3 separate regions of the Homo sapiens genome follow, and regions 2 and 3 are each linked to region 1. Evidence: chromatin contacts called from ENCODE Hi-C or POLR2A ChIA-PET data. All regions are on one chromosome and are shown on one strand. The core of a region is the stretch at or near the end of the contact, and the rest is flanking DNA. Distances in the headings are between cores, read along the strand shown.

Evidence for each region. Hi-C counts contacts between places; a loop is a spot of excess contacts on that map. ChIA-PET counts read pairs that join two places held with the same protein, here RNA polymerase II (POLR2A). Pooled maps may share reads with other maps.
Region 2: a loop to region 1 is called in a map of lower leg skin, with 16 times the contacts of the local background. The contact joins two enhancer-like sites. A Hi-C loop is called at or near these places in 1 of 168 maps with a recorded cell type or tissue (lower leg skin). POLR2A ChIA-PET finds 5 or more read pairs at or near these places in 1 of 52 experiments (activated CD4-positive, alpha-beta T cell).
Region 3: a loop to region 1 is called in a pooled map, with 13 times the contacts of the local background. The contact joins the promoter of USP15 here to the enhancer-like site in region 1. A Hi-C loop is called at or near these places in 2 of 37 single-sample maps with no recorded cell type and 7 of 50 pooled maps.

The regions. Positions count from the first base shown.
Region 1 is chr12:58,423,903-58,427,073 of GRCh38, forward strand. No RefSeq gene overlaps it. Among named protein-coding and RNA genes, the nearest start is that of LINC02403, 340 kb to the left of the region's middle. RefSeq lists enhancers at 1,180-2,127, 2,132-2,211, 2,392-2,511. Within about 2 kb of position 1,714, at least 15 of the 41 ENCODE cell types and tissues checked have a DNase peak (open chromatin) inside an H3K27ac peak, as active enhancers do.
Region 2 is chr12:62,535,937-62,539,107 of GRCh38, forward strand. It overlaps MON2 (MON2 regulator of endosome-to-Golgi trafficking), which reads left to right. Exons shown (of 35, transcript NM_015026.3): 15 at 1,215-1,327; 16 at 1,666-1,770; 17 at 2,160-2,240; 18 at 2,316-2,389; 19 at 2,479-2,569. Among named protein-coding and RNA genes, the nearest start is that of MON2-AS1, 53 kb to the left of the region's middle. Within about 2 kb of position 1,740, at least 5 of the 41 ENCODE cell types and tissues checked have a DNase peak (open chromatin) inside an H3K27ac peak, as active enhancers do.
Region 3 is chr12:62,258,932-62,262,102 of GRCh38, forward strand. It overlaps USP15 (ubiquitin specific peptidase 15), which reads left to right and starts at 1,473. Exons shown (of 22, transcript NM_001252078.2): 1 at 1,473-1,572. The coding sequence starts at 1,484. MIR6125 (microRNA 6125) reads left to right here and starts at 1,428; the gene lies at 1,428-1,523. It also overlaps a transcript of TAFA2 not described here. RefSeq lists enhancers at 729-798, 1,349-1,708, 1,929-1,978, 2,702-3,171 and silencers at 1,059-1,118, 1,199-1,308.

The DNA.
Region 1 (3,171 bases), core at 464-2,963:
GCCTTTTTGGCATAAGGGTTATTTTGAACTAATTATTTTGAGAAATGGCAGACACATGAGAAACTCTGAAAACAGAGTTAAAGCTACCCTTTTTGCGAGGGAAATTAACATCTATACAAAAAATCTCAATTTGTAAAGCTATCTCTCTGTCTGTCTGTCTCTCTCTCTCTCTCTCTCTCTCTCTCCCTGCCCCCCAACCCCTAGCCAAGAAGAGATGTATGATTATAAATCATTTAAGACTCTTATCAATGGAGAAGGCACCCACTTAAATCTGCATAACAAACTTTTCTCTTATTTACTATGCTTTTCCCATACCATTCTTTCTTTCTTTCAGTGGTAGATTGTCTGTAAACCCAAGTCTAAACCATCTCTTTGAGATTTAGTGATTTCTCTAGATAGCTCCCATGTATACATGAGGTTACATGTTAATAAAATTGTGTGTTCTTTTCTTATCAATCTGTCTTTTGTTATAAGGGCCCATTCAACTAAAAACTATGAAAGTAAAGAGAAAATCCTTTTTCCTGTCCTACACCTTAAATAGGGAACATATGACTAAAAATATTCAGTCAAAAAGAATTTTTCTGAATTGATGCTGAGTTTCTGTCAAGAAAATTTGTGGATACCATACAAGGGAAAAAATGGGAACATAAAATTCTCACTTTCTGGTGCATAAAGCAGTGGGTTCATTTGTTAATATGGCTTTTAGTTTCATTATCAAAATTTGAACTTTTATGGTACATTAGCTGAGCTATTTCTAACATTCTTCTGAAAATGAGAAGATTCATGTCAAAAATTGGCTGTGACATATTTCTAATAAACAAATGGATAAGTGACTATCAGCTGCCTCTGCAATTCCTACTGACTTGAAAACTGCTTACTTTGAACCATTCAGGATAATTCTAGAAAGTTATAATGATTTTCTGGGAACATGCAAATAATGAAAGTCTGAGAAGTGATTACATTACCATAGTTTTACTCTGGAACTTGGCATAATGAAACTGAAACTTTTGTCAACAGTTAAAAATATTTGAGATTCGCTGAAGCAATCTAGTGCTAATGTCTGGAGTTGACTTTATAATTGAGACAATATGAGCCCTACTGAATGCAGTTATTGTGATAGAAAGCTAATCTAAAGAAAGTAGGAACACAATAGACTGCACACATTCTCAACCAGTTTCAATTTGGTATTTCAGTTTTAACAGTAAAGGTATCAGACTGCTGAATATTTTATTGTTGTGTAACCACCAAGGATACTGTGTAGACAGGTAAGATATTTTAATTTTCCCTCCTCTGGTGAATACAAGACCCATCAATGTCAGGAGTGGCACAGTGCAGCTATAAAGTAATATTTTCTTTTGCATTCCAACAGCAGAAAACATCTCTGGCTGCCAACAGTATCTGTATTTAAATTCTTCAGAATCACAGTTTCTTGTTCTTGCAAAGGACACACATTAGGGCCTGAATGGCCTTTGAAACTCATCTTATTTGTATTTGAGTGAGGGCTAAATTATATATCTTTTCCACACTAGGAAGAAAGAAAGTGGATTAAAGAAGAAAGATAGCTGTTTGAAATGCACAATGCCTTTACTAGGAACTAAAGGAATTGCATTCAATGGAAGCTGAATTTCAGACTAGTAAATGTGTTGGTAATCCTCTCTTTGTTTACTGAAAATGAATCACTTCTCAGTTTCTGAAAGGAAACAAAGAAATGTGCCCTGTGTTTGCAAAGGCTATAAATCCTCTAGTTGAGGCCATTTCAAGCTCACTGAGACTGCTGGTAAGGTTGAGTCATGCTTTCAAGAATGCATGGTGCAGTTTCAAAAAGAAAAAACAAAATGTGTTCCGAGTCAGCAGCGTTGCTGAGCAAACTGATGGTGAGTTTTCTGGAGAATCAGCCTTCAGCTCTGTGCCCACAGTCAGGTCACCCATTTATTCCTCAGAGTCAAATGGCAAATGTGTTCGTGCTGGTAAAGGTCAGTCAACACATTCAACTCTTACCCTTGGAGAGAAAGCTGGAAACCATCTTGGACACTTCTCATTGGCTTAGGAATGTCAGCTGAACTTGGAAACCTGCCCAGACTGTATTTTGCCATGACTGGCAGAGATAGGGTCTCCCACCAACTTCTCAGAACCACACTTGCAAAGATTAACTCTTTTGCACAGGAAACACCAACTTTCTATCTGGCCACATTGCTGCCTGAGACATGGCTTCTATTCTGAAGAGCTGCCAAGAGGGAGACTCTGTATGGCTGAATAGGAACAGCTCTGGTCTGCAGTTCCCAGTGAAATCAACACAGAAGGCCTGTGATTTCTGCATTTCCAACTGAGTGTAAACAAAGCTGCCAGGAAGTTCGAACTGGGCGGAGCCCACCGCAGCTCCACAAAGCCTCTGTAGCCACACTGCCTCTCTAGATTCCTCCTCTCTGGGCAGGGCATCTCTGAAAGAAAGGCAGCAGCCCCAGTCAGGGGCTTATAGATAAAACTCCCATCTCCCTGGGACAGAACACCTGGGGAAAGGGGCGGCTGTGGGCACAGCTTCAGCAGACTTAAACATTCCTGCCCATTGGCTCTAAAGAAAGCAGAGGATCTCTCAGCACAGCCCTTGAGCTCTGCTAAGGGACAGACTGCCTCCTCAAGTGGGTCCCTGACCCCCATGCCTCCTGACTGGGAGACATCTCCCAGCAGGGGTCGACAGACATCTCATACAGGAGAGCTCCAGCTGGCATCTTGTGGGTGCCCCTCTGGGGGACGAAGCTTCCAGAGGAAGGAACAGGCAGCAATCTTTGCTGTTTGGCAGCCTCTGCTAGTGATACCCAGGCAAACAGGGTCTGGAGTGGACCTCCAGCAAACTCCAGCAGACCTGTATCAGAGGGGCCTGTTAGAAGGAAAATTAACAAATAGAAAGGAATAGCATAAACATAAAGAAAAAGGACGTCCACACGGAAACCCCATCTGAAGGTCACTAACATGAAAAACCAAAGGTAGATAAAACCACGAAGATGAGGAAAAACCAGCACAAAAAGGGTGAAAATTCCAAAAAGCAGAACGCCTCTTCTCCTCCAAAGGATCACAACTCCTCACCAGCAAGGGGACAAAACTGGATGGAGAATGAGTCTGATGAATTGACAGAAGTAGGCTTCAGAAGGTGGGTAATAACAAATTCCTCCGAGC
Region 2 (3,171 bases), core at 490-2,989, 4.1 Mb after region 1:
TTGAGCACCAACATGACAAAGGAAAGGCTCATTGGATAAGTATATAATGTGAATAGGTATATAATGCAAACATAAGTATTTACAAATATATTATGCAAATAAATGCATAAGTATATATAATATAAATATTCAAAAATCTGAAATCGGAAACAGTTGTGATCCTAAGCATTTCGGATAAGGGATACTCAACTTGTAATACCAATTTTAAACAATAATTGTGAGAGGAAAATAAGATAAATCTGGAAGTCCTTTGTAAACTATGAGATACCATTGAAATGGTGATTGTTATTTTTTTTTAATGGAACTAGTAGAACAGTAATGTTTGTAACCACTTAGGTTAAACTTACATTCAAAAATTTATTTTCTTGTTGAATTCTTTAAGAATACTTGTTTGTTACATGTAATATAAATTTCAGTGTAATATTTAGGGTTTTTTTGTTTATACTTTTTTAATGAGACAGGATCTCGCTATATTGCCCAGGCTGATCTTGAACTGGGCTAAAGCAGTCCGGCCTCAGCCTCCCAAGTAGTTGTTATTACATGCTAATACTCAGTTTTCAAACTGAAAATGTATTGCTCTCTAAATTAAAAAACATACCAGGGATACATGTTTAAAATACTTAGAATGTGTTCGAGTTCTGTATTGCTTATGAAGAAATCTACCAAAGTTATATAATTTTATGTTGTATAGAAAATTACTTAATATTTGCTTAACTTGTCTTGGTTTTTGTACCTCATGAAGTTTTTGTGTTTTTTTGTTTTTTTTTTTTTGAGACAGAGTCACTCTGTCGCTCAGCCTAGAGTGCAGTGACCCAGATCTTGGCTCACTGCAACCACCGCCTCCTGAATTCAAGCAATTCTCCTGCCTCAGCCTCCTGAGTAGCTGAGACTACAGAAGTGCATCGACATACCTGGCTAATTTTTGTATTTTTAGAAGAGTCAGGACTTCACCATGTTGGCCAGGCTGGCCTTGAACTCCTGACCTCAAATGATCTGCCTGCCTCAGCCTCCCAAAATGGCTGGGATTACAGGTGTGAGCCACTGTGCCCAGCCCCTCATGAGTTTTTTAAATGTTTTGATACAGATATTAGGTATTACTGATATTTAAATAAGTGTATGGCTAAACTTGGTTTAATCAAACTTTAAATATAACATTACTTTAAATGCAATATAAAAATATATTTTAATTATTTAGGCTTTCCTTTGTGTTCTAGCATATTCCGTTCAGGGCCAAAGTGTTATGATGATAAGTCCATCAAGTGAATCTCACCAACAAGTTGTGGCAGTGGGTCAACCTTTAGCAGTCCAGCCTCAAGGGACAGTAATGGTAATGTACTTGTATTTTTCTTGGTTATCAATTAGCTATCAAGGAAACTTGTTGTACCTATCTTTGTGTTTGCCAAAATGTGTCATACATTTATTTACTTTCTTTTACTAGAACTACTTTCTTAAACTAGAAGAAACTAGTTTATGCAGTTGACATTACTGTAACCAATATGATAATACAACTTTTAATCAAATGAATTGTTCCTTATAAAACCTTCCAAATCTTTTTCTTAATTTTTTCTTTAAAAAAATCTTTTAACACATTAATGCTACTTTATAAGCTTTTAATTTTTAAGAATACATAACAATTATTGAAAATGTATCCTTTTTAAAATATAGCTGACTTCCAAAAATATCCAGTGTATGAGGACTTTACTTAACTTGGCGCATTGCCATGGGGCTGTTCTTGGAACATCATGGCAACTTGTCTTGGCAACTCTTCAGGTATGTAAAAGTGTCTAGGTCAGAGATTAGTGTTGTTTTTATATATAATTGCTAACAGTTAGACTAAGCAATGTATTTTGATGTTTTGGACAGGCCTAAAAAATAGATAGTAAGTATGAAAAAAGAGAAGTTAGAAAGGGAAAAAGATGTGACTCATATTGTAGGAAGTGGTGGAATGCTTCTCATAATGGCCTAAGCTCTGCTGCATATGTTCGATATCATTAATTATTTTATATGAATGTTAATTAGTGATTTTAGTTTTAGGTTTTAAAAACCTACTACTGATTTTAATTTTGGTTGCTAGAAGTTACTACTGATTTTAATTTTAGTTATTGGACCTTTTATACTTTTGTAAAGTTATTTGTTTTGATTTTTTTTTAATTTTACAGCATCTTGTGTGGATTCTGGGATTAAAGCCTAGTAGTGGCGGTGCCTTGAAACCTGGGAGAGCTGTAGAAGGACCCAGTACAGTAAGCTCTAGTCTTTCTTACCCAATTAGTGCATCCCAAAGTGTCATATATTACATTTAATTTTATTCTTCTCAGGTTCTAACAACAGCAGTGATGACAGATTTACCAGTGATTTCCAATATACTTTCAAGATTGTTTGAAAGCTCACAGTAAGAGTCAGTTTTTTTAATTGATAAAAACATTGTTATTTGTTATATATTTTAGATCAAGATGTCTTATTTCTTCATTTCCTTTTTAGGTATCTTGATGATGTATCACTGCATCATTTAATAAATGCACTTTGCTCCTTGTCTCTAGAAGCAATGGATATGGCCTATGGAAATAATAAGGTGTGATATTCTACCTTTCTGTTTTAGATATGATACATTAGTTATATAAGATGTACATCCATTATGATCTTAGTGTTTTACTAGTAGAACTAACACTCAGATTGTATGGTAACCATACTCTGTTGGGTTTTTACCACTTATCGTTATTTGTCGAAGGAGTAAAAAGGACATGATTTGGCTTGTGATATGTCTAAATATGTCATATGATTTTAAGTTGTGTTCATTTCTCTTATATACTGAACATTTTAAAAATATTTTTATAAAATAATATAATACAGTTTTATAGGTTATATAAAATGTCATGATAATACTTGTAATTACAATTTATGATTGGGGTAATATAAGATTTAAATTAAAGAATGTTTGTCTCAGTTTCCTTTGCTTTCATTGGGATGGAAAGTAAGGAGCTAATCATTTCTTTCTAAAGGTAATGATTCTCCTTATCTTGAAAATTTAAATTTTTATTTGTTCATTGATTAAATGAATAAAACGGTACTTTTGAATATTAACATTCAAGAACATTTCTTTCTATACTACTAAAAATATCACTTTCTGTTATACTTGGAAAGCACAGGAACAGTTGTATTTATTTATATGTTAGA
Region 3 (3,171 bases), core at 223-2,722, 3.8 Mb after region 1:
ATAGCAGTCACTGAAAGTTGTTTTAAAACTCTCAATTCAAGGTTGGCATGATAATGCAAAATAGTATTATTACGCAGAAATAAGCAATCATAATCATAATACTGATATACACAAATCATAATGCCAATATACACTACTTTCACTTGGATTCAGCACTTCCTACTAGCATAACTACACCTACCTTTATCGCATTCTCACCAAATGAGTTAGGGTTTAAAATGGGCAAACGAGAAATGATGTGGGGATTCCGGCCCATCTTTTAGACTTTTCACATCAATATGGTATGTTAAAATCACACCCCTGGACATCATGCTCGGGAATACTTAAGTAATTTTGCCACAATTCATTTACTAAACAAATATTTAGGTAATTTTTACATGTCCATCAGTACTGTGCTAACCACCAGGTGTACAAAGGCTAAAACAAAAGATGAACCCAGTTCCAGCTCTTAAAGAGTTTACATTTTAGTTCAGGCTTTCAGAAGGAGAGGCAGTGAGTGTGCTATACTGTATAGCATGTGGGCTCTTGAACCAGCCTCTCCACTCACCTCTCCACCTGCTGTGTGACCTTGGCATTTGATTTTTAAGCGACTCGATTTTCTATTTTGTAACATAATCGTTGACTTCAAATTAAAGACATATCTAGTTTCATTTCAGGTGTACGGCACCATACGAAGATGGGGCTAAGAAAATGTTACTATCCTGTATAAACAAGAGGGTTTCTCGCACGTTTTCTTCCTTTAGTATCTGGCATTATTCAATACTGTCCATATTCTACTCCCTGTTCACCGATGAACTGGGACATGTTTTTCACTGCAGCTTAGTCGTCTGGGTGTGCCTGGGGAGGCGTCACAAAGAGCCTATAAAGGGTCCCCACCTACAACGGGAGTAAGAGCGCTGGAAGGAACCCAGGAAGGGCATGGAGACCAAGCGTTCGGTTTCGGAGTGTTTTTTGTGTGTGCCCATATTCACCGAGCTTGGGTTCTCCCACTCGTAACGAAAAGCCCAGTCACTGAGCTGCTACATTTTCTGCCATATCTTAGCCGTCCCCACGCCCCCACACCACCGCCCCACCCTACCTCACCCTCAAGCGTGAGTGAATGCGCAAATAAGGGTTTTCAAGGCGTCAGTGGGAAAGAGGGAGGGGAAGGCAACGCTGAGGACGGGAGGACAGGGCGGTGGCATCCCTCTAGCGAGAGAGAGCCAGAGCCCTCGGCGGCGAGGAAAGCTAAAACCCGGCAGTCCCGGGCCAGAGGAGGCCAAGGCAAGATGCTGGACGGGCGGGGACCGATGGGGGGCAGCAGACCATGGCCGCGCACCCAGTGCGCCCCCGGGGCCTCCTCTTGTCCCGAGGAGCACCCCCGCTCCCGGTGTCTTTTGGTTTCGACCGGCCGACTGGGAGGGGCCGTGGGACGCCATTCCCATAATGCTCTGGGGCGTGCCGCCGCCGTCGCTGCCACCTCCCCTACCGCTAGTGGAAGAAGATGGCGGAAGGCGGAGCGGCGGATCTGGACACCCAGCGGTCTGACATCGCGACGCTGCTCAAAACCTCGCTCCGGAAAGGGGACACCTGGTAAGAGAAAGGGGTTGAGATGCCCGCGGTTGCCCGAGGATAGTGGAGAAGTGGGCGGGAGCCGCGAGCTGGTTCTTTCGCTAGTGACAGGTGCGGGCAGGTCCGGCGGCGGCCGCCGGGGCAGCGGGATTTTGGCCGCTTCTGAAATGTTGGGGCAAAGGTTGGACTCTAGATGAGGGTCAGGGTTCTTGGCTTGCCAGGGCATGCTGAAAGGTATCCGGGGAGCGGCGGCGGCGGCGGTTCTGACTCGTGCGGTTCTCTTCGTCCTCCTTCCTTCCGTAGTGCCGCTCCCACCTCAGGCCTTCCCGAATGATAGGTTATAGTGGTTTGGTTTGAGTCTTATATACGCCGTTTTGACAGGTCCCGGTGCCGCGGCTTATCACGATCTCACCGGCTTTACTTCTCTGTTCATTTCCTTTCCTAGAATTGTCGGCGTCCAAGTTCCCTTTTATTCTGATTCTTGGTCTTCCGGGAGGCAGGCTGCAGGATGTTTGCGGTCTGTACTACACAGGTGGCATGTCAGGGCTCCACATAAGAGAAAGAAACCCTAGTTTCCAGTTCCTTGTCAAAGGAGGGAGAGGAGTAGGGAACCTTGGGCTTATGAGAGACCACGTGGTCTTGTGCTTTAGTGGTGGCTTGATAGAAGCCGGCAGCGTTTCTGTTAGACGTGCAGCCCTTCCCTTCTGTTTGAAAGATAATGTAGGCCTGCAAAAAGTAGATAAGTCCACTTGAGGCTTAACTAACTGCTAATATTCAAACTTGTAAAATACCAAAGGTTATACATTTAAAATACTGAAGGATGTATGTGGACATTTTCACACTTGTCGACCATATCAAGTGGCATCTACAATAACTTAAATATGTGAATATGTAACATAATTTAAAATTCCTTATTTTTTGGGAAGCATAATGTGCCTCTTCATTATAATAAAACATATTTTCACTTTCCACTGTTACCATAACAGTAGTATATAATTCATAGAGTGTTTCAGTATGGCATAGTGAAAGGAACAGTAAGATTTAGACCTGAGTTATGTCACAGTTTCACCACTCAACTTGCAGTATGGCTTTGAGGAGAGTTAATTTAAATCATTGCACCTCATTATCTTCATGCTGTAAAATGGACAGTAATTTTATTATAAGGATTTTATCTTGATTCGTTTTAATATCTTAAGAATTTCATATTTATGAGATATCAAATTTTAGTTATCCTCTTATCTCTGCTCTTTACTCCTGACAAAAGGCTGTGATATTGGGATCATTTTCAGTTAAGCTAATAGGTGGCAGACTTAGGACCTTAATTTAACCTTGATCTAAGTCTTAGTCTCTTTTTTCTTTTTTGGTAGGCTATATACTATGTTTGTATGATAGAAATCCCTAAGGATGTAAATACATACTTGTTTCATTATATCAAAAAAATAGAATCTTCAAGTGACTTAATAATAGTTATTGTTGGCCTGGCAGGGTGGTTCACGCCTGTAACCCAGCACTTTGGGAGGCCGAGGAGGGAGGATCACTTGAACTCAGGAGTTCCAGACCAGCCTGGGCACCATGGTGAAACCCCGTCTCTACAAAAATACAAAAAAATTAGCTGGGCAT